2 separate regions of the Homo sapiens genome follow, and region 2 is linked to region 1. Evidence: chromatin loops called from intact Hi-C (ENCODE). Cell type or tissue: tibial artery. All regions are shown on one strand.

Region 1 (4,000 bases):
GGTCAAATTGCACCTGTCAAAGTCCAGCCTTTTTACAAGTGTCAGCTCAGATGCCCAAAGAAAACTTCCCACATCTCCTAATGAGAATGAACATCTCTCTCACTGCATATATATATATATATATGAATTTTTTTTTCCTCAGAGCAACTCTGTCTTAGCCAGTGACACTTTCCTGGGAGGATTTTCCTGGTAATCCTCATCCAGGGCTCCAGTCTTGACTGTCATTCTGTGAGCATGTGACCTTTGTATGTGACCTCTTCTCTCAGGATCTCATAACCTTCCTGAGTCCATTGTGGGACCTGGAATACGTCTGAGACTACACTGGCATTTCATGGTTCTCTCTTTCTAAAAACTTCTTGTTAACAGGGATTAGGTTTGAGTAGAATATTTCATTTCACTGATGAACATGACAGTGAGCTATCCCATCAGAGGCATGGTGTGCAAATGTCTGAACTCTAAGTAAATATCTGAACACCTGCTCACTGGCCCATGACTTCGTGTCTTTTCTCCCCTGTTCAACTCCAGCATGATGGTTCCCGGCAATGCGGCGGGGGTGGCCAAGCAGTTCCTGCGCTGCATCTTCCATCAGTTGGCCCCCAACGGCATCTTCCCGCAGCTGTTCCAAAGCACGATCAAAGGTAATTCATCCACTGAGGATCCAGGCACCACAAATTTGCCTCATCCCAGACACCCAAACACTAAATCCGATCGTTGACTTTCCAGATGGGACTTTTTTACGGACCTTAGCCTCGTCTCTGATGGACTTCAATGAGCTGAGCTCCATCGCAGCTCTCAGTCAGCTCCTAGAGGTGGGTTTCCTTTAATGACACCCTAAGCCCCAGCCGAAACTCTAAGCCCCAGCACAACTGTGGGCTGTGTTTCTTTGAGTCACACCATAGGATACTGCTGAGGAAGGATTGCAATGTTATTTAATTTAAAAATGAAATCTAAAATTTTAAAATTAAAAAATATATATTAAATTTAAAGCTAAGGGCTGAGTGCAGTGGCTCATGCCTATAATCCCAGCACTTTGGGAGACTGAGGCAGGAGGATTGCTCGAGGCCAGGAGTTCAAGACTAGCCTGTGCAACATAGCAAGACCCCCATCTCTACAAAATAAAAATAAAAGAAATTAGCTGGCATGGTGACACATGCCTGTAGTCCCAGCTACTCAGGAGACTGAGGGGGAAGGATCACTTGAACTCAGGAGTTGGGGGCTGCAGTGAGCTGTGATGGCTACATTACACTCCAAGTTGTAATGGCTACATTACACTCCAATGGCTACATTACACTCGCAACGGAGCGAGACCCCCAACTCAAAAGAAAAATAATAGAAAATGCTAAAATTTAAATAATTTAAATTTTAAAAATTAACATAATTTAAATTTTAAAAATTAACATAATTTAAATTTTAAAAAGTTAATTAAGAAATAGAATTGCATAGAATAGTGTCAGTTGGACATTGCGGCTTTGCGTGGATTTACTCTTCATTGAAAACTTCTCCATACCCTCAGCTAAGTCGTGACCTTGCTTCCACAGAACAACTTGGTTTTCCAAGGGCAGAGTGGTGGGTGGAGCTATGGGCGTTGGATCAAGAGACTTGGGTTCAAGTCTCAGCACTGCTGCAGGTCAGCTCTTGGGGTTTGCTTGCGGGAGATGCTCACTGCTAGAAAAAAAGCTGCAGCTCCTGTAACTCTATGCTCAGTCTTTGTGCTGGGGATTATTTACAGTGAGCATCATTCATTGTTTTCTTAGCACCTAACCACACCAATTGTAGACCCTTGGAAGCTGTTTCCTATTTCTTGCTCACTTTTCACCTCTCATCAATTTTCCCCCTTAAGTTTGTCTGAACGATTTTCTCGTTATCCTTCCAGTCTATCACAGGGATTGGCCTATGTAGTAGGCACTGAACACGTTTATAGCCTGAAGATGTGACTTTTAAACTGACATTTACCAAATAGCGCTATGCATTCCCGTGCTGTTTCAGCAGTTGATGGCCTATGCTTTTGTGTTTTTAGGGTCTAAATAACAAAAAGAATTTACCAGCAGGGGGTGCTATGATTCGCTGTTTGGAAAACATTGCAACCTTCATGGAAGCTTTGCCTATGGATTCTCCTAGTAGCCTCTGGACCACAATTAGCAACCAGTTTCAGACATTTTTTGCCAAGCTGCCTTGTGTTTTACCTCTGAAGGTAAGCTGAGCCGAAGGTTTCATTTTCAATTAATTTCTTACCATTTTCAGACCGTTTATTTACAAGCAGCAGAGTCTTGGGTGATTTAATGTATCGCAAAGGTTAATGAGGAAACTCCGTCAGCCATGGAGTGAGGATGCTTATTTGGGTTGTTCTGTCTTCTCTTAGAGAATGACAGGAATGTGGAGTGAGCATTTTGCTCACTGACTATGAATATGCATGTTTCCAGTTGATTTGAAAAAAAAAAAAAAAAACAAAAAAACAGCCAGGAAGACATGAGTAGACTGTGTTTATCCGGCAGTTTTTCTCCCGTAGATATTAAATAAGTAAGTAAATAGTTTTGTCCAAAAGCAGCTCAGACATATAATGTAAAGTTTCCATTTTAGAGAATTATCTAAAGGGAAGTAATTGCTGTGTTTGTGAATGATGATGTTTCTGCTTGACTGTTACCCCCTACACCATACCATCTCCCAAGAATACACACACAATTACCTACCTGGAAATCTGGTGGCCCAAGGATCATTGACAACATGAGCTCAGTAAATGCAAATAAGAAGCCAATACTGTTAAAGCTGGAAGAAACCTATAAAGATCATCCCTTCCAATGCCTCTGTTTTCTAAATGAATTCTGCAAATTCAGAGAGATGGTATAGCTTCTGGAAACAACACAGTGGTGGCAATGTGAGGATTAGAACTGAGGTTTTCTGACTCACAGTCCAGTGCTCATTTCACTAGCAGACTCTTCTTGCCCTTCTGCAGCAGGGGTGAGTTGAAGGCATTCATGTCTCTAGAGTAGGGGGCAGAGTGGTGGCTGGCAGTGGTGTTGCTGGCTTTGAACCTGACCTGTTCCATGAGGTTTTTTGTGCTTTCTCTATGCAGATTACAGAAGCATTTAACTGGCAACAAAATGAATCAGGCAGGGCATAGCGGCTCATGCCTGTAATCCCAACACTTTGAGAGGCAGAGGTAGGGGGATCGCTTGAACCCAGGAGTTTGAGAGCAGTCTGGGGAGCATGGCGAGACCTCGTCTCTACGAAAGATTAAAAAAAAAAAACATAGGCTAGGCAATATAGTGAGACTCTGTCTCTTAAAAAAAATTAGCTGGGCAAGGTGGCATGCACCTGTAGTCCCAGCTACTTGGGAGGCTGAGGTGTGCTCATTGTTTGAGCCCAGGAGGTTGAGACTGCAGTGAGCCATGATCGCACCACTGCACTCTAGCCTGGATGACAGAGAGAGACTCTGTCTCAAAAATAAATAAACAAATAGAAAGTATTTTAAAAATTAGCCAGGCGTAATGGCATGTACCTTTTGTCCCAGCTACTTGGGAGGCTGAGGTGGGAAGATTGCTTGAGCCTGGGAAGTCGAGGTTGTAATGAGCCATATTTGTGCCACTGCACTCCAGCCTGGGCAACAGAGTGAGATCTTGTTTCAAAAATATAAGATAAAATAAAAATAAAGTGCATTTCCCATAGACAGAAAAACAAAAGGATCAGGTTACCTATTAGTAGCTCCACTTCTGAAATGAGTATTATGTAACATAAGATACTTGATAAAGATCAACAACCTATGCTAATACATTTTTCCAAATGGGCAGATACTACTAATAGGTCTGTAAGGGATAATGCAGGGACCCTTAGCTCAGCGTGTGCTGCTTTGAGCTTTGAGTTACTGTAAGAAGCAGGAGTATAGAGGAGGGATCTTTACCACCTCTTATATTCTATGATCCTCGTTTGCCCACAGATGTGGAGTAGCTGAATAAATCCAAGCAAGAAGGGTTAGTACTTTGAAACTGTGTATGTGTATAGCTAC
Region 2 (4,000 bases), 240 kb after region 1:
TGACTCTGGATGTTTCCATGAGCTGGCTGTGGTCTCACTCACACTGGGGCCACCTGTCACCCCACACTCCTGGCCGCCTGTCCACCTCTGCACCCCTCCTCTTCCATCCATTCTGCATGCCCTTGCTGAGGAAACTTTCCCCAATACCAACATCCTAACATTTCTCCGGCTCCTCTTGCCAGTTCATTCTCCTTCCTGCTGCTCCGGATTCCTCTTCTAAGGGCCGTCTGGAAGCTCCAGTCACCCCCGCACAAGCCGTCAGAGCCTCTCACGCCCTGACGCCTTTGCTGTCCTGCAGGCTTCCCCCTCCCCCGTTCCTCCTGGTACCCCAGCCTTTCCAGCCAGCCTGGTTGCCATATGACCCGTGGCCCATCTGCTCCTGATGTGAACCTGTGTCCCACGGATCCTGAATCCTGAATACCATAGTCACCTGGCATTGCCTTCCACTTCTACTCCCTCTTCCTCTGCCCCGGCCCCTGGGCTTCACCCAGGGGATAGTAATGGTCACTGTCTGGCCTCTGTGTCCCCAGTCTCTGCCCTTGTGGAGTTGAAAAGCCTTCAAAGACCCTTGTGGGTTTCTATGAGAAATCCAAACCTCTGCGTGGCTTAAGAGGCTTGTTCAGGTCTAGGGCCAGGCCATGCTGAACTCTCTCACCCCGTCGCTCGTCACTGCTCCCCTCTCTCCAGCTATATCCAAATGTGTGTCATTCTCATCAAGCTTTTGCAGGCTCTGTCCCTTCCACACTCTGCTCACATTTCCCAGAGCCCCCTCTCCTCTCCTTCACCTGCTCTTTACCCCGAAACACTCAGTTCAAATGCCCCCTTCTCCAAAAGGCATTCCCAAAAACACCCTGGGCGATTTTAATACCTGAAGCGCCAAGAATCTCAACCTTTTCCACCGTCCCAAGGCAGTCACAGGAGGACACATGTCCATGGGCTGGGCCGGGTTTTTGGCATGGTTGCTCTAACTCCTCACCTAGAACATTCTAGGAAGCCTGTCATGTCAGTAAGGCTGATGTATGTATAGGAATAACCTGACTTCCACTTTGATTTGTAGAGTGAATCATGGACGTCAGTCTTGGAGCAGTGCCCGGGCACACCTGCTTTGCTGGGAAACTCACGGTGGATTGCAGCCCCCTGGGGGGTGCCACACCCCACTGTTCCGCCACCACTTTCCAGGCAGGGTTGTAACTGATTGCATGTCAGCCTCCTGCTGGGCTGTTAGCCCCGGTGTGTGAGGCATCCTGGTGACGTTCCTTCTGCTCTTTTGGTGGAGGCAGTTGTGGTGGGGTGGGGATAGCACTGCGCTAGGGCCAAGGGTCCCCATGGCTTCTCCCCTTGGGATGGCAGAGGGAGGGAGAGGCCCGCTCAGGGACCCGCTCACTCTAGACCTTCTGTTTCTGACTCTGGAGGGATGGGCCCAGAGCTGTGCTTGTTAACAAGCTCACAGCGGGCTGGGCATGGTGGCTTACTCCTGTAATCTCAGCACCTTGGGAGTCCGAGGCAGGGGGATTGCTTGAATCTAGGAGTTCAAGACAATCCTGGGCAACATAGAGAGATCCCATCTCTACAAAAAATGTAAAAACTAGCTGGGTGTGGTGGCGTTTGCCTGTGGTCCTAGCTACTCGGGAGGCTGAGGTGGGAGGATCACTTGAACCCCAGAGGTCAAGGCTGCAGTGAGCCATGATTGCATTGCATCACTGTACTTCAGCCTGGGCAACAGAGTAAGACACTGTCTCAAAAAAAAAAAAAAAATCCAGGGGAGTTGGGATCTGGCATTCTGGCATTTGGGAACTTTTGGGTCGCCATTCCCACAAGGCTTCACGTCCATCATTGCATAACTCTGCGGCAGAGCAAGTGGCTATGGATACACCTGTTCACAGGTAAGGGAGGCTCAGAGATGGGGGTCTTGCTAGAGGCAGCACAGTTAGGCTATGTGGCATCTGAAAAGACACACCCGAGCCTCTCTCCCCAGTACCCCTGCGTTTCTGCTCCTGCACCCCTGAAATTTGAAGACCTGAATGTTCACTATTGCACGGACTAAATTTACAGCGGGGAGCAGACGGGGGAGGTGGGGAGCGGACTCTGAGTTCTCTCCATTATGTTGCAGGCCCTGGAAGTTGAGCCGGGCTGTTTGGATTATGAAGCCAGAGTCGGCAAGGCCTGGGCCACCTGGTGGCTACTCTGGGAACTGCAGGCAGGTACCCAGGAAGCAACAACAGGCCTGTTGTGGACCCCTATTCTGCACGGGAGGCAAAGGCCACTCTGCTTGTTATGATGACTGAACAACTGCACAGAGGCACCAATGCCCATTTGAGGAGCTGGCTCCTTTTGATTCAGGTTTAGAAATCTAAAGTCTCCGAGTCCGGCCTGGCTGGGCTCCAGGCAAGTTGGGGCTCTTCTGGACCTGTTTCCCGTCTGCTGGTGAAGAGGCTGGATTTAATCTCTGGGGAGCCTGCTTGGCTCTGAAAGTCTTCTATGGCATGAGTAGGGACAACTGATGACAATTCAACACAGCAAATTCTTGTTCAAGTCCGAGTTTCGGGATTTGGGGAGGGGTCCTGCACACCTTGAGCTTGGAAATGTGCTACCCCACCTCCTGGGGAAAGAAAAAAGACGGGCTGAAATGAGCCCAGTTCTCCTCTTGGACTCTCGTGCTCGCCAGGCGTTTTTCAAAGATGTTCAAATGAAAGCATAATTGAAAAATGAGGCTGTAACTCCGGGAGAAGGGGTGGCAGGCCCAGGGCTGCTGACTTAATCACGCCGCCTAATGTCATTACCTCTGTGTTAATAACCGGTGCGGCGGCCGCAGGGAAGGAGCCCTTCACTGTGGCTCAGACACTTTCCAGCTGACGGGGCTTTTCTTCTTCTGCTGTTTTTCACTGCAAACAAATGCCTTTCTCCATTCCAGAGAATTCCCTGGAGTGAGGTAAACATATGAGTGCAAATGGGCTTTTTCTTCTTCTTTCTGAAATTCTTGAGCAGGAAAAAGATGTGCAGGGCTGTATCCTGGGACAAGGGATGGCCGGTGCTCAGCAAAGTCCCAGAGACCAGCCCTTCCCCTCCCATCAGCAAGGCCCAGAGACCAGCCCTTTCCCCTCCCATGAGCAAGGCCCAGAGACCAGCCCTTTCCCCTCTCATCAGCAAGGCCCAGAGACCAGCCCCTTTCCCCTCCCATGAGCAAGGCCCAGAGACCAGCCCTTCCCCTCCCATCAGCAAGGCCCAGAGACCAGCCCCTTTCCCCTCCCAGGCTGGGAGACAGGAGACCCAGAGCTCACCTCGGGGATGCGCGCCTTTCTCTCTCTCCTCTTTCTCTCCTCACTCTCAAGGAAACGCTCTCGTGTCCCCTTCCTTCCCCTCAATCATCCCCTCCTCTCCCTTCCCCTCCTTTTTACCAAAAACTCACTGGACAGTGGCACCATCCAGACCAGAAAAGCAAAGGCTGGGGGACTGCTCTGGGCTCCACCCTCCCCCAAATGCTGGGCTCTTCTGGGCTCCAGCCCAGCCTTTGCCTCCTTTTCATTTTGGGAAATTTGACAAATGCAGAAAAATCCTAAAAGGAAAATGACAACACCCCATATCTCCACTGCTCTGAATTAACCACTGTTAATATGAGACATTAATATATACTTATATGTGGCATTTTCACTTCTAGACATTTTTTAAGGAAAAACCACTCTCTTCTTTATTATTAAACAGGATACATGCACATTTTAAGGAAGTCAAACGATCAGAAAAGTAAAGGGAACCAACCACCGCCACTGATTCCCACCACCCAGAATTTGCCGCTGCTATTTTGGTGTCTTTGCTGGTAGTCATTTTGCTATGTGCAAATTAAAGAAATGAGACAAATAGCATATACATCTATTCTCTTTTAAAAATTAGAGTTCTACAACACAATTAGAATCCCCTTTGTCCACACACTTTATTCTCGTGAGCCCGAGAAAACCACTGCTCTCAGGCTGTGGCTGCCCTTGGAGCCCATTGTAAGCACATTTAC

What was found. Peaks named below come from ENCODE experiments on the same cell type or tissue, not always from the same donor. Only the 100,000 strongest peaks of a DNase experiment are listed, where the experiment ranks them.
Region 2: a loop joins it to region 1, with 6 times the contacts of the local background. A loop is called at or near these places in 93 of 110 quality-filtered maps.

Annotation. Positions count from the first base shown.
Region 1 is chr14:93,653,217-93,657,216 of GRCh38, forward strand. It overlaps UNC79 (unc-79 subunit of NALCN channel complex), which reads left to right. Exons shown (of 52, transcript NM_001395159.1): 39 at 526-638; 40 at 724-809; 41 at 2,018-2,191. Among named protein-coding and RNA genes, the nearest start is that of PRIMA1, 130 kb to the right of the region's middle. In tibial artery, a CTCF peak has its summit at 2,051 (motif pointing right); no DNase peak of the experiment used is centred here; H3K27me3 peaks cover 917 bases.
Region 2 is chr14:93,890,955-93,894,954 of GRCh38, forward strand. No RefSeq gene overlaps it. Among named protein-coding and RNA genes, the nearest start is that of FAM181A-AS1, 33 kb to the right of the region's middle. RefSeq lists enhancers at 1-761, 1,797-2,571, 2,572-3,345. In tibial artery, a CTCF peak has its summit at 2,203 (motif pointing left); no DNase peak of the experiment used is centred here; H3K4me3 peaks cover 344 bases; H3K27ac peaks cover 832 bases.